Linked DNA regions of Homo sapiens: regions 2, 3, 4 and 5 are each linked to region 1. A link is a loop called in an ENCODE intact Hi-C map of the cell type or tissue named here. Cell type or tissue: PC-3. All regions are shown on one strand.

Evidence for each region. Hi-C counts contacts between places; a loop is a spot of excess contacts. Peaks named below come from ENCODE experiments on the same cell type or tissue, not always from the same donor. Only the 100,000 strongest peaks of a DNase experiment are listed, where the experiment ranks them.
Region 2: a loop joins it to region 1, with 4 times the contacts of the local background. A loop is called at or near these places in 16 of 110 quality-filtered maps.
Region 3: a loop joins it to region 1, with 13 times the contacts of the local background. A loop is called at or near these places in 21 of 110 quality-filtered maps.
Region 4: it touches region 1 in a loop (3-fold over the local background); 6 of 110 quality-filtered maps call a loop at or near these places.
Region 5: it touches region 1 in a loop (13-fold over the local background); 14 of 110 quality-filtered maps call a loop at or near these places.

The regions. Positions count from the first base shown.
Region 1 is chr14:50,857,601-50,862,600 of GRCh38, reverse strand. No RefSeq gene overlaps it. Among named protein-coding and RNA genes, the nearest start is that of ABHD12B, 12 kb to the left of the region's middle. In PC-3, a CTCF peak has its summit at 1,947; DNase peaks (open chromatin) are centred at 1,910 and 2,480; H3K4me3 peaks cover 1,300 bases; H3K27ac peaks cover 546 bases.
Region 2 is chr14:50,797,603-50,802,602 of GRCh38, reverse strand. The region is part of intron 4 of NIN (ninein); the gene reads left to right. Among named protein-coding and RNA genes, the nearest start is that of NIN, 31 kb to the left of the region's middle. In PC-3, no CTCF peak of the experiment used is centred here; DNase peaks (open chromatin) are centred at 732 and 2,362; H3K27ac peaks cover 2,953 bases.
Region 3 is chr14:50,540,337-50,545,336 of GRCh38, reverse strand. It overlaps a transcript of MAP4K5 not described here and a transcript of ATL1 not described here. Among named protein-coding and RNA genes, the nearest start is that of MAP4K5, 10 kb to the right of the region's middle. In PC-3, a CTCF peak has its summit at 2,282 (motif pointing left); a DNase peak (open chromatin) is centred at 2,216.
Region 4 is chr14:50,674,802-50,679,801 of GRCh38, reverse strand. No RefSeq gene overlaps it. Among named protein-coding and RNA genes, the nearest start is that of SAV1, 9.0 kb to the right of the region's middle. In PC-3, no CTCF peak of the experiment used is centred here; DNase peaks (open chromatin) are centred at 2,061 and 3,991; H3K4me3 peaks cover 1,067 bases; H3K27ac peaks cover 2,222 bases.
Region 5 is chr14:50,616,738-50,621,737 of GRCh38, reverse strand. It overlaps ATL1 (atlastin GTPase 1), which reads right to left. Exons shown (of 14, transcript NM_015915.5): 9 at 1,012-1,139. Among named protein-coding and RNA genes, the nearest start is that of SAV1, 49 kb to the left of the region's middle. In PC-3, a CTCF peak has its summit at 1,988; DNase peaks (open chromatin) are centred at 1,227 and 1,987.

The DNA.
Region 1 (5,000 bases):
ACATACAGCAATTAAGTAGCATGGTCCCAACTGGATGGTGGTCAGGAGAATGGACATGGCAGGGGTCAGTGGCAAAGGTAAAGACACAAGGTTAAGGCAGGCTTGGACTCCAGGACCTCTGCTTCTTCCCTCCTGAGAGTACTTAGAGAAGGGGACCTCTCCAGGCTGAACTGACAAGCCTGAAGACTTGCAGGCATTGCAGGCGTCTCCCTACTCAGATTTCTAAAACTGTTACACAACCATAGATCCCCTGGTCTGTTGAACAGACTTCAACTTAGGCTGAATAAACTCTTCACACCATGTTTCTATATTTAGAATGAGCCTATTGTTTGAAAAACTGAAAGAATGACCAACTGAATTCTCTTCAATGACAGTTCCAATGGGCAGCTCCAACAGCGACCCTCAGAGCCGCCCGTAATAAATACACAATAGAAAACAGTGTGCTTGAATGCAAATGCAACCTCAAGGCATTCTCTCCAGTCACCTCAGCACTCCTCCTATGTAGAAATTCTCAAGTCCCTGCTGCCAAGGTTGTCAGCTGCCTTTCCAGACATTGATAGGCACCTTGCCTCTTAGGGTTAAATGTCTGTAGATGTGCTGAACCTGGAATGTTACTAGAAACACAGGGAAGACTTGGTCAGAGCAATGTCAATAGCCAAGAAATACTGAACTTGTATCTCATTTTGTGACCCATAATCTCTGCCTTACCTTGCAGAGTGGTAAAGCTGGTCTTAACCTAGTTCACAGGAACCTCACACAGGTGACTGAAAAAATTCCAAGACATGATGAACATTCTACCAAGTGCTCTTCTTACAGTAATATCAGCTGCCCATTCAGACCATGCCCTTCACAGCTTTCCTTTGGGAGTACACTGGGGTTGGATCTAAAAGAATCTGCCCCCATAGGCCCTATGTGGGCACTGACTTTAACCAGACTTGTTTGATTGCTTTGGTAGGAGGTAAAGCCTCAGCCCTCTCTTCCAGAGCTGTTTTTAGATTGAACAGTGAAAGATCATTAAGATCCATAAATGGCATTCAGGTTTTAGTGGATGACTTTGGGAAGTCTCACTAAAGTATATATAGGAAGATTCTGGTGTGAGTATTGGGAACAAGTGGCCATTTCTTCCATACAGGTAATGTTGAAGAGGGGACTGTGTCCTTTCTGCATAAAGAAGCAGTCCCCCTGATCTATTCAGGATGGAAGGCACTTTCCAAATTGCCTCTAGAGCAGCATGATATTCTGTGTGGTCCCAGTTTTTATAAAGCAAAAAGTGGCTCAGATAAACTACATAGATGAGCAAGAAATAGGAAAAATTGGTCCTCAGTAGAAATCACAGAGGCAGACTAGTTTCACATCAAAACAGTGATCCAATCTGCTCACTACAGACAAAGGTACCAGGTGAACACAAAGAAGCTGCCCTTTGGTTAATGTTTGAGCCTTATGTCAGAAATTCTCTCACATCACAGACTCTTTGTGATTGAAAGCAAACTTTCAATCATCTTAAATGTAGGGTTTTTATGTAATGTTATAAAATAAACTCTAATGCAGGTCAATAAGTAACTCATGTAGTTTCTCAGGAAGAGGATATCATTAGTAAGACTTACATCACTAATATAACCATAACCACTCCCTCTAAGAATTAAATTTATCCTTTCAGCAAAGGCTCAATGAATTGCAAAAAAAAAAAAAAAAAGTAATCTAATGATATCTTCTCGAATGAAAGACTTGTTGAAAATTCACCTGGGTTATGCAGCTGTCACTAACAAGCTAAAACATTGCTTTCATTCTATACCGTTTGTTGTCATGGGAGCTAATAGGTTGGGGGCGGGGGTGGGTGGGACTTTTCTCCATTTATTTGCAAAGCATAAAATTGATAACAAGCTCTGTGTTGTGATTTTTAGATCAGACACGCGGGGGCAGCAGTGAGCTGATGAGCAGCACAAACAATGGTGACACCTTGGAGCCAGAAAGTTTGAATCTAGAGATTGAGATGCCGGCTAGCTCTGTTTTAAAATTATTTACACCAAAAAGATACACATTTTTAAAACCTTTAAAATTAAATACTAGAGGAATTCCTTCTAGCAGATGTTTCCTGCTCCTCATTAGTGCTTAATTTTCTAATTTCCCTGATGTTTTTGCTTTTTCTATTGACATTTTTTTTTCAATCCGTTGAGGAATTTGATCATTTTAAAGCTGAGAAACTTCCTCCTGACCAGCCGAGTTGAAACCCGGGGAGCACAGGCGGGATATTCCCACCCCACAGGCTCAGAAAACGAGCTCTGTGCGGTGCAGAGAGTAAAAGGACTGCCTTTGTGGGGAGCCCACTTTGGCCTGGAGCTGACAACATCTTGAGAGCAAATCGGTTCCAAGGGCTCCTTTTTATAAAATGGGGAAACACAGCGGCACTCCTTCTTCCTTCCCAAAGACGGATGTGTTTCATCCCTGCCTATCTGGAGCTGCTGTTCTAGTATGGCACAGGCAGATCGCCCATCTCTGAAGAGCAAGATGGGCGTGTACCCGGTTTCACTTTCACTGCAGACAGGAGAGTCTGTACACAAAGGTACCACAGCCGATCCATCTTTTTTTTTTTTTTTTTTTTTTTTTTTTTTGAGACGGATACTCGCTATGTCGCCCAGGCTGGAGTGCAGTGGCGCGGCCGATCCATCTTTAAACCCCCAGCTGAGGCGGCTTGTTTACTGAGGACAGCCTGGTCCACCTGAAGAGGCCGTTGGAGAATGACACCCCAAAGGCAGAAAGGGAGGGATTCCCCACATGGCCCCAGAACAGCCTCACAAGGGCGGCCAGGACAGCCCCTCTTGCTGCGCCTGACAAGAGCCCCTTTGTCAGGCTGTCAGGCCGGGTTTTATTTTTAGACTCAGCCAGGGCTGCCTCCTGCCCGGAGCTTTCCCCTCGCACAGCTGTTGCCTCTGCTTTCCAAAGCCCTAGCCTACCGGTGCTGTGCTTCCCTTGGCCTTGGTGTGGCTTGACAAGTTGGAAGAATGATGGTGGCTTTAAAGAGAAGGGTTGGGGAGGGGTGAGCTCCCAGGCAGGCTCCTGGGCCCTTCCTGCTCAGCCCCGGGTCAGCTTGCTTCCCCCCATCCCAGCATGCACTTCCAGCCCAGGCATTTTAAAACCAAACAATCCAGCTCCCCCAGGATGGGCAGCCTCATTGCACTGGGTGGTTGGTTACCCCTCTGTCTGGGTGTGGGACACTACCTGGCAGTGACCTGTTGAGTAGCCAGTGAGAAAGCTCAGAGCCAGGAGTCAAACTGCACAGCCACTCCTGAACCTCAGGCCCTCCCTGATCAAAAGAGTTCCTTGTATGTATTGTATTCTAGATAGCTTATTTCTTCCACTACAAAAGAAATGTGCATTTATTGTAGCATTTCCATCCAGCTCGACTCTCTAGACAAGTCTAGGCATAATTTTACATTTCCGATGCCATATTGGATTTGTAACTTTGACCCTCCATATGCGTATTTAAAATCCACACTGAGACAGGGACTATCTCTGGGGACTAGGATCAGGGAAATAAGGCTTTTTATTTATACAGTTTTGCTTTTTATTTTCCACACTTTTGTATTGTTTAATCTTTTCCCAAGAAATGAATTTATTGTATTTATTTCTTTAATTGTGCAACTTTTATTTTTTTAAAGATGGGGGTCTCACTCTGTTGCCCAGGCTGAAGTGCAGTGGTGCAGTCATAGCTCTTTGTCACTTAGAATTCCTGGGCTCAACTGATCCTTCCACCTTGGCCTCCCCAGTAGCTGGGACTACAGGTGCAAGCCACCATGCCAGGATGGAAATGAATTATTTTGTAATGTAAAAAATAAAGGAAAGAGGACAGCTCTAACTAAAGTCAGGACTATTGCTATGTTGGACATGCCTCAGCCAGGACTCAGCACAGCAAGTGGGTTTTTTCTGTTCTTAAAAATATACTTAAGTTGGGCCAGGCGCGGTGGCTCACACCTGTAATCCCAGCACTTTGGGAGGCCAAGGCAGGTGGATCATGAAGTCAGGAGATCCAGACCATCCTGAGTAACACGGTGAAACTAAAATACAAAAAATTAGCCGGGCATGGTGGCACACACCTGTAGTCCCTGCTACTGAGGAGGCTGAGACAGGAGAATTGCATGAACCCAGGAGGCAGAGGTTGCAGTGAGCTGAGCTCGTGCCACTGCACTCCAGCCTGGGCAACAAAGCGAGACTCCGTCTCCAAAATACTAAAATAAAAATAATATATATATATTTTTATTTTTTTATATGTATATATATATAAGTTCTTGCTCCCACAGCTGTGGTCCCTTTAGCTAAAAGAGTTTGAAATGGCTATAGTGTCCTTGGAGACCTATTTTTGAGGAGGAGGCTGAGAGCTTCCTTCCTCTGCCCAGCCCCCCTTCTCCCATGACTTTTTTTTCCTCTCTTTTTCAGAAATCTGATGCTGTCAGGCCCAAGCATTGGCCAGGAAAGGACTCAGTACAGACAGGACCACTCAGAGAAACAGTAAGATAAGTCCACGTATTTACAATACTCTGAAAAGCAAATTGTCCAGAGAGGGGAAGAGAACTAGCTGTTCTTTATCTTCATTAGAACTTTTGTCCTTTGATTTGTATTCTCTCTCTCCATTCAGCCTCTGCTATGGTCTGAGTGTTTGTGTCTGCCCAAAATTCATATGCTGAAAGCCTAACCCCAGAGGTGATGGTATTAGAAGGTGATTAGGTCCCTCATGAATGGGGTTAGTGCCCTTATAAAAGAGGCAGGAGAAAGCTCGTTTGCCCCTTCCACCACGTGAGGACACAGAGAGAAGGCTCCATCTATGAGAAAGCAGGCCCTCACCAGGCACATCTGCCGGAACCTTGATCTTGGACTTCCCAATCTCCAAAACTGTGAGAAGTAAATTTCTGGCTCTAGGCAGCACCTGGGTTATGAATGAGGGTGCCACATTCCCTGCCTGGAGGACTACATGTTCAATGCAGGACACAGGTAAGTGATGAGCCTGT
Region 2 (5,000 bases), 60 kb after region 1:
AACATTCATTGAAACTATAAAGTTCTTCTTCCCAAGGACAAATGCATAGTATATCTCATGTTTTTATAGCCTCCTAATAAAAGGCAGTTGTATATAAATTCTATAAAAACAAAGCTCTCATGGGATTTGAGAGGAGATGAAATTAAGTTATTTCTATAGTCTTGGGCTCTGCCATTTATAACTCCTCTGAGGTACAGTCTCTTTATTTTTAGAATCAGGAGATATGGACTAGATTATTTTCAGCATCTTTTTAACTCAGATATTTATAATTCTAAGAATCTTAGCGTTTTTCCCCTAAAAAGCAATTTTTATAATAATAACAACACAGTGAAAAATATTGAAATTCAGATAAAGGCAGAAAAATGGATTGGGATGTAGGAAGTCTTTTGTAAATTCCAAACTGATTAGCATTGCCAGTGGCATAATTCTTTCATATCTATGTGTACAATCTAATTTTTAAATTATTTTTCTGGAATAGGAGAGGGGCAACAACTTAATTATTAGCTATTTATTCAATTTGCCGTGGCTTTGGATTATAGGATTTTTGTAATGGAAATGCTGGCACAAGCTCCAAGCTACATGGCATCAACATGCCAGCTGGATCCTCTCTCCAGAGATTTTGTCCTCATTTGATGCATCTTGCATTAGATTTCTGTTCTTTAGTAGATGTTAGCATAATGCAGGAAGCTCTTTCTTCCTTGATGTGATTCATTGGAAATGTCTCTTTGTTTATTCATGGGGAAAACCTCAGGTTTGAAAAAGCCAACTCATTAGAAAAATAGGACCAGGCATTGTTTTGGTACAGATGATTGTTTCATTGTAACAGACCTTCCTAGTTTCAAGGACTGCCATAATTGTAATTATTTTCTTTATATTTTGAAGAAGTGATACATACAGTTAACAGACATTTTTTCATTTACTCAGCAATTGTGCCTTGAACCAGGTCTTATGGCCTGTCACTAGGCTAGCTATTGATTTCAGTGATTGAAGATTTGTGTTTATAACTATGTTCAGAGGCCTTGGGTTAGGCACTGAAGTCTGGCTGAAGTCCCTGATTTTAGGAGATATTACACACAGATGGCCCAAAGGCTCGTTCTGTTGTCTTCTGTTGGTTAAGTAAGGTAAGTAAGAACTTAGTCCCTGTTCTGCTGGCATCAATGAAATGCTAACAGTGAGGACCAGAAGTTTTCTCCAAGAGTTAAAAGCAAAACAGGCTGGGCACGGTGGCTCACGCCTATAATCCCAGGACTTTGAGAGGGTGAGACAGGTGGATCACCTGCGGTCAGGAGTTTGAGATCAGTCTGACCAACATGGTGAAACCCCGTCTCTACTAAAAATACAAAAATTAGCTGGGCGTGGTGGCAGGCGCCTGTAATCCCAGCTACTCGGGAGGCTGAGGCAGGAGAATCGCTTGAACCTGGAAGGCAGAGGTTGCAGTGAGCTGAGATCGCACCACTGCACACCAGCCTGAGTGACAAAGCGAGACTCTGTCTCAAAAAAAAAAAAAAAAAAAAAGCCGGGCGCAGTGGCTCATGCCTGTAATCCCAGCACTTTGGGAGGCTGAGGTGGGATCACTCCGGATCACAAGGTCAGGAGTTCAAGACCAGCATGACCAACATGGTGAAAGCCCGTCTCTACTAAAGAATACAAAAATTAGCTGGGCGTGGTGGTGCACGCTTGTAATGCCAGATACTCAGGAGGCTGAGGCAGAAGAATCGGTTGAACCCAGGAGGCGGAGGTTGCAGTGAGCCGAGATTGCACCATTGCACTCCAGCTTGGGCAACCAGAGCGAAACTCCGTCTCAAAAAAAAAAAAAAGCAAAGAAAAAAGCAAAGCAAACCACTACCACCACCAGTGCCAACTACAACAACAAAAGAGGATATTAGGATTGTGCTTCTAATCCTGAAATTGGAAACACTCATCCCCACTGATGTTTTGTAAAATGATAGAACCTTTCTAGGATTACCTAAGATAATAGGCACCAAGAACTGTAATAATGCTTTTGGCTAATCCATGCTACTCTCAGATTTTATGCTATGTAAATAATTATAGATGTACATAAAAATGTGTGTATAAGGTTAGTCATTTAAAGTAGTGAAAAAATATATATGTTGGGCATCCCTAATCCAAAAATATGAAATGTTTCAAAATCCAAGACTTTTAAGCACCAACATGATACTCAAAAGAAATGCTCATTGGAGCATTTCAGATTTCAGAGTTTGAGATTTGGGTTGTTCAACTGATATACTTCAGATTTCCTAAAATCTGAAACACTTTTTTCTGATCTCAAGCCTTTCAGATAATGGATAGTCAGCCTGTATAAAGCAAGTGAAGAAATTAGACAGTGTATTCATAGGCAAATCGTGCTCTATCTATGTAAACAATGACTAAGTAGCTATTAAACTGTGCTATGAAAGAATACTTATGTGGGAAATTTACTAAGGGTAAAAGGCAACTTAAAAATATGTATATGTGCAAGAAATACTCATGTAATTTAAAATTAAATAAATAGGGCTGGTGAGAATTTTGATAATGAAACAGTTTACTTGGGAGTTGTGTGTGTGTGTGTGTGTGTGTGTGTGTGTGTGTGTGTGTATGTGTATATATATTGTTTGTTTTTTGTTTTTGTGACGGAGTTTTGCTCTTGTTGCCCAAGCTGGAATGCAATGGTGCAATCTCGGCTCACTGCAACCTCTGCCTCCCGGGTTCAAGCGATTCTTCTGCCCCAGCCTGCCGAGTAGCTGGGATTACAGGCATGCACCACCACACCCAGCTAATTTTTTGTATTTTTAGTAGAAACAGGGTTTCGCCATGTTAGCCAGGCTGGTCTCAAACTCCTGACCTCTGCCTGGCTCAGCCTCGCAAAGTGCTGGGATTACAGGCGTGAGCCATGTCTATATTTTATTTCAACCTTAGTGGATATATAAGAAGGTTTCCAAACGGGACATGAGGATGACGGTTTTCTACAGGGAATCCTAGAAAATCAGTGTGTTCCTCTCACATCAGCTCACTGATGCAGGGAAAGGAGACTAATGAGAAAATTGGGGCAAGAATAAGATCAGAGCAGCTCCAGTTTCTGAGGTGACGAACTGGATAACGTCATTACACTAATCTTACCTGTTACCAAAAATTGAGGTTGAGGAACTCTTCAGGATTGAGGACTGAGAGACTCTTGCTGACTGCTCCCATGGTTGCTTGATGCTGGACACCTCTCCCTGGCCCGATGGCTTTGGGCCACCACTGGCTTCACAGGAGTCCCGGTGGAAGGACCAGAGTGTGGCTGGAGCTCCCTGGGCAGAGCTGCTAGACTGATGTTGACCTTACTCCATGAAGCGCCTATTGTTTTCCCTCCTTCCAGATGAGGAAACTAAGTCTTCATGAGGTTCGGCACTCCCAACCTTGATATGAACTCTGTGTCCAGGTCCAGGTCCGTTTGATTCCAAAGCACAGCTCTTTCCCATGGAAAGTGTTATAGTCTATCCGGGTAGGTAATCCTAACGTGTAAAATGCTTTTAGAAAAATGTGACTATGGTTATTATGAAATTGGGAGCCATATCCCAGCACTTTGGGAGGCCGAGGCAGATGGGTCACGAGGTCAAAAGATCAAGACCATCTGGCCAACGTGGTGAAACCCCGTCTCTACTAAAAATATAAAAATTAGCTGGGTGTGGTGGCACGTGCCTATAGTCCCAGCTACTTGGGAGGCTGAGGCAGGAGAATCGCTTGAACCTGGGAGGTGGAGTTTGCAGTGAGCTGAGATTGTGCCACTGCACTCTAGCCTGGCAATAGAGCGAGACTCCGTCTCAAATAAATAAATAAATAGGGAGCTATGGACAGTGTGCATCACACTAAATGTAGAGGAGAAACGGTTCCATGAAAGTGGTGCCAAGAAATTACTTGAAAGAAATGAGTTTTGAGTTCCCCTTGAACAATGGGGAGGGTTCAATTAGGTAAAAAGTGTATCTCATCCTTCTTCCCAAAAATGGCTATAGATGCAGGCATCCTAACAGAGATCTGCTGGTTGATCCTCCTATGAAAAGGTTGGGGAAACAATTATATAATCATTATCAACTCAAAGATTTTATTCCTGTTGACTGATCTTCAATTGCATTAGGACTTAGACCATCCAGTCAGCCCTGGGGCTTGCCTTGCCACACTCATCCACCAGCTTAGGCACCTTCGGGGGGTGGTAACTTTCCCCTGGAAGCCTTCCTCCTGGGCAAGGCTAATCAAAGCCACCCTGTTACTTTTGTGTCCAGAAGCCCCTGTGTTCCAGCAAGAAGCATCATTCAGGTGGCTAAGAACTGGGTGGAGACTGCGCCTAAGATTCTGTCACTGCATTCAGGGAGGAACTGAAAGACCTAATTAAACATCTGCATCTTGTGTGGAGGTTCCAGGAGAGAGAAGTAGTTGGGGAGGGAGGTGCTAATTGGAAAGGGCTTAGTGCACACAGAAGTGTGGTGCGGCTGCTTGCTGGTGATGGCCCTAGAGGCAGGGAGTGCACTGGGAAGCAAAAGGAAAGGCAGATCATGTCAGAAAGCTTCTGCTGATGCCTTTTTAATGTTTAACCTTTCTTGGCCTCCCCTTCTCCCTTCCCATCCTTGAGACGTTCCCCTCCCAACTCCCTTCTTTCCTCCACCCCAGCTCATCTCTCCCCTCCTCCTCCTCAGTCTCCCACTCCACTCTTTCCCTTCCTGGTGGTCTTCCCACATCTATATCTCTTGCTCCCCTTCCCCACCCCTCCATAGGCCTCTAGGTCCCTATTATCTCCTGTTTCCCCACCCACTTCTTTCCCTCTCTTGGTCTCAGTCTCTGTCTCATTCTCTCTCCATATCTGTCTCTCTGTGTCAGTTTCCACTGGTCTCTGTCTGTATTTTTCTTGGTCTTAGTGTTCCTTTGGATTTTCTTCCCTTCTCTTATTTAGAATCAGGCGTGGGTTTGCATTTTCACTGTGTAATCCCTGTGTGATGGTGCATTCAGCATAGGCGAGGAGGTGGGAT
Region 3 (5,000 bases), 320 kb after region 1:
ATGGTCTCCCAAACTGGGAGGGAGCTGAGACCAAAACGTGACTCAGACAGTTCAGATTGGCAAGTAGATGAGTTTATTAGGACTTACATACAGGGCGCTCCTGAGCAGCAGCAGGACAGCTCTAGAGACCTGTGCTACTTTCCATCTCTAAACTGCCTTTAATTTTCTGGCTCTTTGCCTACTGTGTTTGAGCAATGAGACTGTTTTTCTTAGTAGGTTCCCAGATACTCTCCATGATGTTTGGGTTCTCAGAAACACCTGTTCCTTGGCTGGACATCATGGCCTTGGCTCACAGCCTGGCCTTCCGAGTTCAAGCAGTGGACACACACCCTTCAGTAATCTGGTGAGGGACCTGTTACATTATAGTTGGCTTCTTTTTTTTTTTTTTTTTTTTTTTTTTGAGAGTGGGTCTCACTCTGTCACTCAGGCTGGAGTGCAGTGGTACAATCATAGCTCATTGCAGCATCCATCTCCCAGGCTCATGCAATCCTCCTGCTTCAGCCTTCTGAGTAGCTGCATTTATAGCGTCATGCCACCATGCCTGGCTAATTTTTTCCCAACTTTCAGTAGAGATGAGTTCTCACTATGTTCCCCAGGCTGGTCTCAAACTCCCGAGCTCAAGCAATCCTCCCACCTCAGCCTCCCAAAGCTCTGAGATTACAAGTGTGAGCCACCATCGCCCAGCCACCTTATTTTCTAATGCTGGCTCCTCTTATGTTTTCAAAATGGCAGTTGCCATTCTAGTCACATCAGAAGCAGACATCCATGCCTAGAGACAGAATAAGTCATGTCTGTGTCTTGTGTACCCTGTTAATAGCAAGGAAAACCTTCCTAGAAGCACTCCAGCAGACTTTTCCTCCTGTGTCATTGTCCAGAATTGTCCAAGCCTAAACCATTCCTTTAATAAGAAAAATGAGGCTAGACCAATCAAGATTTATTCCCTAAGACGGGGGAGTGTCTCAGTCTCCCCTGATGGACATAGCCACTTGGAAGAGGTCAACAAAATTGTGGTTCTGATAGTAAGGACAGAGAAAAGAGGGTAGTTATTGGGCCCAAGGGCCAAAGTGATCATCATGGCTTCCACTTTCCCATAACCCTTAACTCATACCTCATCTGGTGGGGTCACCCAACCTTAGTCTCAGAGGATCCAAGTCCTTAGTGCTCTCATCTTCATTGGGTTGCTTCAGTTTCCCACTGTCCAGTAATATTAGAGATGTGAATACTAAGAGACACCCTAGTGAATACCTGGGATTCCAGACATAGTCTTCCTTGTTTCCTTTGCGGAGCAATAACCAATTTCCCCATGGTAGTTAGAATCAATCACCCCAACCAGTACAATGACCCCCTTCTCTAACTGTTGATTTAGTGATCTGAAGACTCCAAAATAGCCAGATGGCAGTTTCAGCTTCCCGTTAAATAGAATTGTGACCATGTCATCTGGGGAAAGTATCAATCCCTTGGGCACTAGGGCCTCCAAACTCACCAAGTCCAATCCTATAGGGACAATATAATAGAGACAAAGTTGTAGAGAAAAAAACTTTCAAGAGAGTTATTAGGAATAATAGAAGAGCCACTCCTACCTCTGCCTCTTGGTTCACAGGCCCATGCATTCTGAATATTGAGTAGATGACAACATATAATGGTGACTGGGTTGAGTCCTATACTACATCCTTACAGGGGTTTTCTCTCAGCCAGCACCACGATTGATCCTTCTGCATACTTTCCTCTATCCTATCAAACTAGCTGTTCCTGAGTGATGGGTAAGATCAGTTAATTCCATGGGCATGACTCTGCTGCCACACTTCTCTCATAATAAAATTACTTTCTTGCTCAAAGATATTTGTGATACATGGTGATAAAACAAGGCATTCCATAAGCCCATGAATTGTGGCACTAATAGAAGCTTTCCAAGCAGGGAAGGTAAACCTCTACCTAGAATATGTATCTATTCCCATGATGACAGGTCACTCTTCCCTCTATAATGAAAGGAATCTAGTGAAATTAAACTGCCACCAGATGGTTGACTTATCTGTCAAGGGAACAGTATCATACTGGGATCTCTGCAATGGCCTCTGCTATAAGCAGATTAATCACTCCATAGTGGCAGTAACTGAATTATCCTTGGCAAGTAGAAGTCTACATTGTTGAATCTAATGTTAGCTTACATTCCTATTGTCACGTAGGCACACTGAGCAAGCACTAGAGTGACTGTGTAAAGAGGCTGATTGACACCTGGAGAACAGATCTTCTTGTATAACTATCGAGATGGATGCCCTCTGCTGGGCAGTATTGTAGTTCACAGTTATTTTCACATTCTGGGCAATTTTAAGAATCCATCCATAATACTTCTCCCACTGACTTCCTTATCTCAAATCTTCTTCCTTCCAAGTAATTGACCAACCTATTAGCTACTGTGCATGAATCAGTACAGATCCATACCTCAGATCAGCTCTTCTTCCTAAAAAAGAGGACAACCAGATGTATTGTTCAAAGTTATATCCACTGGGAGAATTTCTCCTCCTATCTTTCAGGGCCACCCCATTATGGTGTGGGCACAGAATTCTGTGGCTCTCTGCTTCAAGTTGGTGCTAGCATATTATGCAGACCATTAATAAACCAAGCCTAAACTTTTTCTTCCCCTGCTAAATGGCTATGAGCCTATAGATAATGGGTTGAAAAAAAAACAGGTGGCAAAGAAGTAAGGGCAGGTCCAATGGACATTTGTTCCATATGATTTACTTGTGTCTTCCAGATCATCTCAGGCCACCTCAGTGTATACTCTTCCATTTGACAACGGAATTCTGCTGCCCATGTTCAACTTACGATCCAGTAAATTAGGTAACATCCAATTTCTTTTATTTTCTTTTATTTTTTTAATTTTACTTTAAGTTCTGGGATACCTGTACAGAATGTGCAGGTTTGTTACACAGGTATACATATGCCATGGTAGTTTGCTGCACCTATCAACCTGTCATTTAGGTTTTAAGTCCCGTATGCATTAGGTATTTGTCCTAGTGCTCTCTCTCCCCTTGCCCCCAACCCCCTCCCCCCGACACCACAGGCCCCCGGTGTGTGATGTTCCCCTCCCTGTGTCCACGTGTTCTCATTGTTCAACTCTCACTTATGAGTGAGAACATGCAGGGTAACTCCCAATTTCTAAAGAGCAGTTAATGTCACATAGTTACTTAGTATCCTGTGGTCAGGAGTCTAGCCTCTACTAAGACCTAGAAGTAAATCAAGAGTTGCCTTTCAAACAGACAATAGCTGTCAGCAGATAACAGCATATTCTTTTTTTTTTTTTTTTTTTTTTTTTTTTTTTTTTTTTTTTTTGAGACGGAATCTCGCTCTGTCGCCCAGGCTGGAGTGCAGTGGCGCGATCTCGGCTCACTACAAGCTCTGCCTCCTGGGTTCATGCCATTCTCCTGCCTCAGCTTCCCAAGTAGCTGGGACTACAGGCACTCGCCACCGCACCCAGCTAATTTTTTGTATTTTTAGAGAGATGGGGTTTCACCGTGATCTCAATCTCCTGACCTCGTGATCCTCCTGCCTCGGCCTCCCTAAATGCTGGGATTACAGGCGTGAGCCACCGCGCCTGGCCAACAGCATATTCTTATACCAAAATCCTAGGGGTCTGCATTGGGATTCTCCTACTGGGGTTGCAAGAGACTCCATACAGTTTCCTGTTTACCATTGGGTCTGCTGAATCCTAAAGCCTAAGTGTCAGGGCAGCTTGCATCATAGCCTTCTCTGTAGTACATTATGTAGTTCCAAGTGATATGAACAAGGTGGCAGTCATACAGGTTACATGGGTCAAAGAGTAGCAAATGCAGTACATTGTCTCAAAATACAAACAGGCCAAACAAACACTGTGCATCTTTAAGGTGGATGATACAAGGTAGAGCACTACTTCCTTGTTAGAAATGTCACTAATGTGTCAGGTTCCTGAACTGGGTTTATCTCTCGTTCTCTGGTATTAGTGGTATTTTTTAAAGTATGTAGGGTGGTTGCTACTTCCTGCTCACAAGGTGCAATTTGCATAATGTTATCAAGATAAAAGACTACCATGATATTCTACTGGATATCAAGGAAACAAAGGTCCCTCTGGAATGATACTCTATCATAGAACAGAAGTCTTTAAATATCCCTGAGGTAGTACAATGACAGTGCTGTTGCAATCATGTGAAAGCAAACTGCTTCTGATTATTTTTGCTGACGGGAATTGAAAAGAAAGCTACTTTCTAGTTTTCAAGTCAATAGCTACCTTCTAGGTGCCAAGAGCTGTTCTGATTTGCTCTAGTAAAGATCCCCCATATGTGGAACCACAACTATGACTAGCATCAACATTTGATTAAATTTTTAATAATCCACATTCTCCAAAACTAATTTGGCTATTGCACAAGCCAAGAGGAGTTAAAAGGAAAAGACTTGTATCTTTCATATCTTTAATGGTGGCACTAATCTCTGTAATTTCCCTGGAGATCAAATTTAATCTTGGTATTCTACTTTGGCATGGGTAAGAAGTTAGCTAGGGAGGTTACACTTGTTCCTACCTATCATAATAGCTCCCTAGAAACCTAATGTAGGAATTCTGCTACTCAATATATCTATACTCACATATATTTTGGGACTGGAAAAATAACTCCAGAGTGGATCTTTAGTCCCACTTGACTTTCTTAAATCTCTACTTTAATCACTGGAATTTTGGCGGTATTTTGAGACTGCAGAGATTATTATTTAGAGCTAATATCAATTAACCTCCAGAATGTATGAGAATCACCCATTCCTTAGCTCACAATCACCCTGGTAAAAGGCTACAAGTACCTCTGGAAATGGCCTTGGGGAAAAGTCACCGTTTATACCTGGCTGCACTATGGGACTCTCCCTCAAAGACATCCGCCCTCACCCTTAATTAAGGGACTCCAGGTTTGTGAATTGGTTTATGTCTAAGATTCAGGTAATATGTCTTGAATCTCTGTTACAGAGATTTCAGTTAGGTTTCT
Region 4 (5,000 bases), 180 kb after region 1:
GTAAATTAATATAGCCATTATGGTAAACAGCATGGAAGTGCCTCAAAAACTAAATATACAACTATTATATGATCCAGCAATCTCACTACTGGGTATTTATCCAAAGAAAAGGAAGTCAGTATATCAAAGAGACGTCTGCGCCCCCAAGTTTATTGCAGTGCTAGTCACAATAGCCAAAATATGGCATCAACCTAAGTGTCCACTGTCAGGCCTCTGAGCCCAAGCCAAGCCATCGCATCCCCTGTGACTTGCACGTATACATGCAGATGTCCTGAAGTAACTGAAGATCCACAAAAGAAGTAAAAATAGCCTTAACTGATGACATTCCACCATTGTGATTTGTTTCTTCCCCACCCTAACTGATCAATGTACTTTGTAATCTCCCCCACCCTTAAGAAGGTACTTTGTAATCTCCCCCACCCATAAGAAGGTTCTTTGTAATTCTCCCCACCCTTGAGAATGTACTTTGTGAGATCCACTCCTGCCCGCAAAACATTGCTCTTAACTTCACCGCCTATCCCCAAACCTATAAGAACTAATGATAATCCACTACCCTTTGCTGACTCTCTTTTCGGACTCAGCCTACCTGCACACAGGTGAAATAAACAGCCTTGTTGCTCACACAAGGCCTGTTCGGTGGTCTCCTCACACAGACGCACATGAAATCCACCAACAGATGAATGGCTAAGGAAAATGTGGTATATATACACAATGGAATACTATTTGGCCATAAAGAATTAAATCATATCATTTACAACAACATGGATGGAATTAGAGGACATTATATTAAGTGAAATAAGCTAGGCAAGGAAAAATAAGTAATGCATGTTCTCACTCATATGTGGACACTAAAAAACTATAGTGATTACTAGAGGGTGGGAAGGGTAGGGGAGAGGGGAAGATAGGGAGAGGCTGGTTAATGGATGCAAAACTACAGTTAGGAAAAATAAATTGCAGTGTTCTATGACACTGTGGAGTGACTATAGTTAGTAGTCTATTGTATATTTTCATATAGCTAGGAGAGGACTTTGAATGTTCCCACCACAAAGCAATTATAAATATTTGAAGTTACAGATAATGCTAATTACCCTGATTGGATCATTACATATTGTACATACGCATCAAAATATCACTCTGTACTCCATAATATGTATGTGTCAGTTAAAAATTTAAAGACAGGCATTCACACACTGCTGATAAAATTTGGCAATCAAAACCCTGAAACCATTTGCAAACTTTTCGTATTAGTTTCCTGTTGCTACCGTAAAAACTACCATAAACTTACTGGCATAAAACAACACCAATTCATTATCTTACAATTCTGGAGATGAGAAGTCCAAAATCAGTCTCAGGAGGCTAAAGCCCAGGTGTTGTTGGCAGGGTGGCTGCCTCTGGGAGCTCTGAGGGCAGAATCCGCTTCCCTGACTTCTTCAGCCTCTGGAGACTGGCTGCCTGCTTGGCTCACCTCATCAACCTCCTGCTTCTATCCTCACGTCTCCTGTCACCACTTTCCTGACTCTCTTTTATAAGGACTCTTGTGATTACGTTGGGCATTGGGCCCACCTGGATACTTCCAGCTCATTCTCTCCATCTCAAGATCCTTAACTTCTGATCACCCACAGTTCTATTAACTAATTACATCTGAGATCATTTGGCCCTAACATGCAAAGCTACCCATACTCTAAATTGACAACAGACTATTGTGGAAGCTCTGACATCAATTTATCTGAAGACATTAGGCCTCTAATAGCACTGTGAAATTAACAGTAAAGCACATCAGTGAAATACAATATTTGAATATTATTACTAACTGATTTGGAAATCTCAATAGAAGTTCTAGGAATTCAGAAGCCTCTGAGTAATACATGAATCATAAGAAAGAAATCTATTTTTATGCCTTTTATTTATGTCGCCGTTCCTCTTCCTTCTCTACTACTTGCAGGACAGTCCCTTCATCCTGTTTCAATGGCTTAGTTTGTTGTTTGTTTTACCATATTCCATGTTTTCTAACATGCGACCTTTACATTCCTTTCTCAATTTCATTACTTCCACCTCTACTCCAACTACGAGCTAATTTGGTCACACCTGATAACTATTTAAAACTCTGAAATTCCCCTCTGACCACAACCTCCTGTTCATCCCCTCCCATTTCCTCACTCCACTGAATCTGCTCTTTGTCTACATTGTTATTTCTAGTTCCTCAATCCTGATCAGCACGAAATAAACAGCATTGCCAGCCAAAGGCACAGGATTTTGACATTCAATGTCCTGTTTAGACCTGTCTTGACTCAATGTATAATTTTGGTTGTTGTTAAAGATACTGAGCTCTTTAAACTGAAATTTTTTAAGATGCGGTAACATGAGAAAATGCATAACAAAGTTTGGTTTCCTTATTTTTTATTTTTGAAACGGGCTCACTCTGTCACCCATCCTGGAGTGTAGTGACACGATCACAGCTCATGACAGCCTTAACCTCCTGAGCTCAATTGATACTCCTACCTTAGCCTCCTGAGTAGCTGGGACTACAGGCATGTTCCACCACACTTGGCTAATTTTTGCATTTTTTTTGTAAAGACGGAAGGTCTCCCTGTGTTGCCCGGGCTGGCCTCAAACTCCTGGGCTCAAGGGATCCTCCCGCCTCAGTTTCCCAAAGTGCTGGGATTACTGGCATGAGCCACTGTGCCTGGCCTGGTTTCTTTAAAAACCCTATTTCTCACCATTGTTTAGGCTTTTCTGTAGTTAAATGTATTCAATGATTACCACCTGTTCACTTACAGTTACTTCTCCAATCCTGAGTTTCAAATTTTGACTAATCTCTTGGTTTGTCAAAATCAAATCTAATCTCTTTGTTCTCAAAGTAGGTCTTCTCAGAAGGTCCCAAAATGCTGTATTTCCCTGAATTTTCATGTCCCATTGCTTTTCTTTTTTCACTGAATCTTCTGCCTTTATCACCTTCGTAATTTGTTCTAACACAGATTTCTTAAATCTCATCTTTTCCTAGGTAGCTTCCTTTTAGAGTCCTCTAAAGGCCAATTTCACTCTGGATTGATTGGCTTCCAGGCTTGCTATACAACCATGATACTGAGACTAAAATTACTTTCCTGAGTTAGATTCACTATTTCTTGAGTCCCTATTTTTCTGTTTTTGTTTTGTCCTTTGTGTGAGTTTATTCTCTCATTTTTTAAAAACTTATCTTCTAAAGTAACTTACTAGAATAGGATACATGAAAAGTATACTTTCTGAGTCCCTTTATTTCCAAAAAATGTCTTTATTCTTTCATTTTTGATTGACATTTGGATTTTGATTCACCTTTTTTGATGGGTATAAAATTGTCAACTAATTTTCCCTCATTTATTTGAGGGCATTGCTCCATAGTCTTATAGAAATCCTTGTTGCTGATGAAAAATCTGACATTAGTGTGATTCTCATTCCTTCATAATTGATACTTTTGTCTTCTGTTTGCAGGATATACAAATGTCAGAATGCTAAGATCTTTTCACTGGAACCTTTCAGGGTCTTCCTTTTACCCTTAATGTTCTGAAATTTCACAACACATTGAGACATGGATCTTTTTTCATTTATTTCGAAGGGCACTTGGGATACCCTATCAATTGGGAAATTCCTCCCTCTCTGAAAAAATATCTTGTGTTCATTTTTGATGATGGCATCTTGTCACCAGACCCCTACTGATTTCAGTAGGAATGGCACCGTGTTTGAGAGGCCGAAGAAGAAACTGGAGCCAGCAAACAAGACATAGGACTTATTGAGGGGACTCATATACAGGGTAGTCCAGTGGCAGTGGGCTGGACAGGAGAACCACTGCCCTCTGTAAAAAGTGCGCAGTTTATGTAGCATTTTCCCTTAGCACCCTCCTCCTAACAACCTCCACCTGACAAGCTTCATTTAACCCAAAACAAAGGACCTCAATCCTCCTGGAAGGCCTGTCTTCCATGGGATGGGCTGGGGATTCAGATGTTCCTCATAGATAAGGAATGAATCTCTGGGTTGGCTACTCCCAAATTCCTTAGCTTGGAATTTCGAACACACATTCTTCTGAGATCATAGGGTCATTCTCAGGGTATGTTTAAGTTATTGCTGTGAAGTGAGTCTGCCATATACTTCTCAATTTTCTCTGTTAACTCTTTCTGGAACTTAAGTTTTCAGGATATTGGGCCTTTTGTATAAAGCCTATTTCTCTTTTCTGTTCTTTGAGATTTCCCATCTCAGTCTTTTTGTTCTGTTTTCTGGGAGATTTGCTCAACTTTATCTTCCTAACTTTGTTCTGAAAATTCTACTTTGGCAACCCCTATCTTTAATTTCCAACAGCTCTTTATTGTTCTGATCTGTTTCTTTTTCATAGCTTCCTATTGTTTTATGAGTGCAATATCTTCTTGCAAATCATCCTGTTGATAGTAATAAGCATTGTTGCTTAAAGTACTCATTTATACTCTGAATTACCTGTTTTATTTGTAGTCTATTTTTCTGTTTATGTTGCTATCACTCATGTTGCAAGTTTTCCTGAAATTTCTGGTGATCCTTGATTGCATACTTATATTTTAGAATGATACATTAAAAAAGCAAACACAGGCATGATGGCTCATGCCTCTAATAATCCCAGCACTTTGGGAAGTTGAGGTGGGAGGATCGCTTGAGCCCAGCAGTTTGGCACCAGCCTGGGCAACATGGTGATATCTGGTCTCTACAAAAATGGAAAGATTAGCCAGGTGTGGTGGCATGCACCTGTAGTCCCAGCTACTTGGGAGGCTGAGATAGGACGATGGATTGAGCCCGGGAGGTTGAAGTCGAGATTGCAGTGAGCCGTGATTGTGCCACTGCACTCCAGCATGGGTGACAGAGTGAGACCCTGTCTCAAAAACAAAAACAAAACAAAACAAAAAAGCAAACACTTGTGAGTGTGCTATTTGAGGGATCAGGGCCTACTACCCGGACGCTGCTCTATGAGATTTAGTTCTTTGGTTTGTAGGATATACAAATGTCAG
Region 5 (5,000 bases), 240 kb after region 1:
GGAACTTATAACTATTTTATCTTTCTCATACTTAAATTCCCTTTTTTCTTAGTTCATGTTGTTTCCCTTTCCTGAAATGCCTTTTTCAAACATCTCTGTCTGCCAATCTGGCCCTTCTTAAAGGCTCAACTCAATGCCACTCCCTTTAAAATGTTCTTAGACCCCTCTGCCGGGAGTAACGCCCTTTTCAGTTACCCGCAGGAATCTGTACCCTGCTGATGTCATAAGCTTTATGGAACAGACCCTTGTGAAGGTCCTGAATCTCCTACCAAATTGTAAGCACCTCCACAGTGTTACACGCAGTAAAAATTCATATTTTAGATTAATAACATGGCATTTATTGCTGACAATCATGAAGGTAAACAGATCACACAGAACCTATATGATAGCATATTAAATGACAAAACATGAATTTTAAAAATTGATATTTTAGTCCTTGGAGCATCAGTCCACAATTGGGTTGGTAACTGAAATTCTCCAGGATATATACGGGTTGGTAAAAAGTATTCAGTGCTGGTAAAAAGTATTCAGTGCTATCTAAGGAAGGTAAACAGGTAAATGCAAATTTAAAATAATTCCACTTCATATTGGCTCTTGGTGCAGAGAGTAAGAAATGGGGAAGTATTTTCTTCAGTAGGAAGGTATCCCCTTGGGGAAAATCTTCAGAATTATGAAGGTAAAATTCAGAATAGACCATGGACCCTGGGAAACACCCCATCCCCCCAAAAGACTTTTCCAACTCTTACATTCATATTTCAAAATACAGCTCCCTCAAGATAAAAGGGGACAATAATGTTACCTATATGTAGTTTCCTCAAAAGAATAATTTCAGAAAGTAAGCTTTCTGAAAGGTTTTGAAAAAGCTTTTTAGAAAGGATTTTTAAAATCCTTTTTATAGATTCCTCGTACCTTTGCTCCCATATTATCGGGTCTATAATTTTTGTTTATAGGAATTACGATCCAATATATGTCAAATCTATCCCACGAATGCTCTAGAAATGAGAGTGATACCTTGAAGTACTCCACCAGACCCCGGCAGGTGATTTTATTCCCATTGATCTCTTTAATATCTAGGCTCTCGGGACTAAGTAGCCAAGGAATCAGTATTTTCAAGTTTTTGATGAATTCATCATCTATTTCTACAAGTAAAAGCAAATCCATTATTATTTTTGGAATCCTTCCCAGTCCTCCATGCCACAGAATAAAACATCCTTTGATCTCCCCCATTTCCTCCCCAGTGATAATGCCATCACTCACTTCCCCATCATTTAAGCGACTCCTGAAACCTGCTCTTCTCACAGTGAATGATTCTCCTTGCCCAAATTTCCACTCCCGTTTCATATGTATCTTGTCTTCCACCTATAAGTTAGCTTTCTTGATATTATAAGTTAGCTTGCTTGATTTTACATGTATGCTTTGTATGTAGCCCATTCATATAACCAGTTCAAGTTTTGTTTTTGCTTTTTTGTTTGTTTGTTTTGAAATGAAGTCTTGCTCTGTCGCCCAGGCTGGAGTGCAGTGGTGCAATCTCAGCTCACTGCAACCTCTGCCTCCTGGGTTCAAGCAATTCTCCTGCCTCAGCCTCCTGAGTAGCTGGGACTACAGGCACACACCACTATGCCCAGCTAATTTTTGTATTTTTAGTAGAGGAGGGGTTTCACCATGTTGGCCAGGATGGTCTTGATCTCTTGACCTCATGATCCTCCCGCCTCGGCCTCCCAAGGTGCTGGGATTACAGGCATGAGCCACCGTGCCCAGCCATAACCAGTTCATGTTTTAAGTCTTGTTTGTGGTTTTATATATATAGGCTCATAAATGGGGAAGAGACCAGATTTTTACTGGCTTATTATAATGCATTCCCTCCAGAAAATGTATCCAAAAATTGCTCCGTGCATAGCGTGCCCACCTTCTAAGAACTGTACAAAACTGGGTAAGCTGTGGTAACTGGACTGCAGAGTTCAAAAAGATAGTGACAATGATGCTACCTCTAGTGGTGGAACTCAGCAACACAAAATAAAATAGCAAGAAAAGGCCACTTAAGCAGATGAGAGGTAGTATGAGTATGTAGTTGTCATGTTTGATATAATTGATTACACATAACCCAAGCTGTAGCAGTAGGTTAAAGCTTAACATTACAGACTTAGCAAAGTAATATAGAAAACAGATCACGAGAGAAGTCTTCTGAACACAGGGACAATTTCTTAAATTGTTATTTCAAATATATGGAAAAATTGGGGCCGGGTGCAGTGGCTCCCACCTGTAATCCCGGCACTTTGGGAGGCCGAGGCAGGTGGATCATTTGAGGTCAGGAGTCTGAGACCAGCCTGGCCAACGTGGTGAAATCCTGTCTGTATTAAGATATAAAAATTAGCTGTACACGGCTGGGTGCAGTGGCTTACGCCTGTAATCCCAGCACTTTGGGAGGCTGAGGCGGGTGGATCATGAGGTCAGGAGATCGACACCATCCTGGCTAACACGGTGAAACCCCACCTCTACTAAAAATAAAAATAAAAAAAATTAGCCAGGCGTGGGTGGCATATGCCTGTAGTCCCAGCTACTCTGGAGGCTGAGGCAGGGGAATCGCTTGAACCCGGGAGGCAGAGGTTGCAGTGAGCTGAGATCACGCCACTGCACTCCAGCTTGGGCGACAGAGGGAGACTCCGTCTCAAAATAAAAAAAATTAGCTGTACATTGTGGCACATGCCTGTAGTCCCAGCTACTCGGAAGGCTGAGGCAGGAGAATCGCTTGAACCTAGGAAGCGGAGGTTGCAGTGAGCCAAGATTGTGCCACTGCACTCCAGCCTGTGCGACAGAGCAAGACCCTGTCTCAAAGAAAGAAAAAAAAATATATATATATATACACACACACACACACACATACATTATATATATATGGAAAAATACACATACTATGTAAAAAAGCAAGATCTGTCCAGTGACTTGCTTGATTTCTAAGTAAATTCAGTAACTGCCTGTAATTTTTAAAAATCTAAATTTTAGCAGAGTTAGAGTTTTCAGGCTTTGGGGTTGGTGATTTTGAAGGCCTTAAAGATTCAAAACTTAAGACTGTGTTTGCATTTTCCCCTTTATTATAGCCCCAGTTATAACATTGGGGCTACATTGAAATACTATTTTATGTTAGAATTTGTTTTCTTTACTTCTTTTATAACACACACAAGCATGATGCTGGATATCTTTCCAAGTTATTTTGTTTCATGTTTTGTGCCACTTTGAAATTCTAGTGACCGTGATTTACAGGTACTTGCAGTGGAGTTTATTCACTTATTTTGCTGTTTGCATTGTACCAATTTTCACTGATAATTTTGCTTTGTACTATATATAGATTTATTATTGTGGTTTGCTTTTTAGTTACTAGTATTCACTGGACTACAATACTGATATTTGTATTTATGTTACCACGTTCCTGTTTTGTGTTTTATTGCCTGCCATGTATCTGTATTCACTGACACTAATAGGTTTCTTTTTTGCTATATGATTTTACGTTTTTTCATCTTTAGTAGAATATTACTATACACCTAGAATGTATGAATTCTTCAGTTTCTGAATAAAACAAAGTTTTCTTCTTATAAAACCACTTTAAAATCACTTTCAGAACTTGTATATAAATTTCTGCCCCCAAACATTCCTTATACAATTGGAATGGAATAAGATACGACTGTGTGTTAATGCACCAGCAAGTGTGGTAATTAATTATCATTAAAGTAACCAGCATCTAACCATACATTTGGATTAAAAATGTGTCTGAAGATGGCAGTAGCCCTCTTTGTTCTCATTGGAACCAATGCTAGGTATTCCAATTTTGGATTCAGAAAATAAGAACAATATATTCATAACATACGTAGGTGGTGAGCTCTTGCTAATGTTAGTTGAACACAGTAAAGACATGAACCAGAAAATCTGCAAACCAGTTCAAATCGATTTGCCGAGGGGCATTAATAAGCTTTGGCCTTGCAAGTGGTCAATTAATATATATGAATAGCTGATTCAGAATTATGTTCAGTAATTTTCTTCAGTAATTTTTTCCACAAGGGCAAAATCTTCCAAGGACTTTAGGGGCTTGGTCAAAGTGGTGGTTACCTGACACAATAATTGAGAATACGATGTATGCTTTATAAGAACTCCACAGGGCAGATGCACTAGTATAGTATTGCTGTATAAATTAACAAAGGAAGATATTTTCTCAGGATTTCCTGATTCTGATAAGTGATTGGAAACACGCATTTGACTATGCATTCTCAAGTCTAACTGCAGCTGCTAAGGAAGCAGCTCCACATCTTATAATGTGGCTACCTGCTCATTCTACATATGGTACTATAACGCAGAGCAACCTCAAAAGAAAAAAAAGGATAACTCCTTGTTATTTAAAAAATTGTATCTGCTGTGCTAGGGTAGGTATTCAGTAAGCACCCAATAAAAGCTGGTTGAATGAAGCATAAATGAATGTGATTCAGTACCTTTAATCTTTTTCATTTCCTTTTGGGAAGTTCTTAAATTAACAGTAGTTAAATTTAATCATATTATTATCAGTTTTTAATAACACTAGAAATAGGTAAGACAATAATAATTGCAATACTTTGAGGGACCATGAACAAATAGTTATTATAACAATGGTTACTATTGATAATGAGCTAGAAAGTTATTTCTGTGTGTGAAAGAGTATATGAGAAACTATTATCAAAGAACAACTTTTGCATAATTGTTTATTCGGAGACTTTTCTTCACTAGAGGCAACCAGTGAGATGCCAGCCCTCTGGAGAACATCACAGTCAGCTGACAAGACATCCTGGATAGAAATCACACCAAATTGTAAGATTCAGCGTGGGACAGAAAAATAATGTAGATAGCAGACTTTCAAAACTGCCCAAAGAAACACGGAGGCAAAGTACGATATTTCTGCACAAAAGAGGGCTTTAGCAGCAGTCTTGTAAGATATAAAAGTCTCATTAAAATGGAACTTTTATGGAAATTGAAGCTGCCTT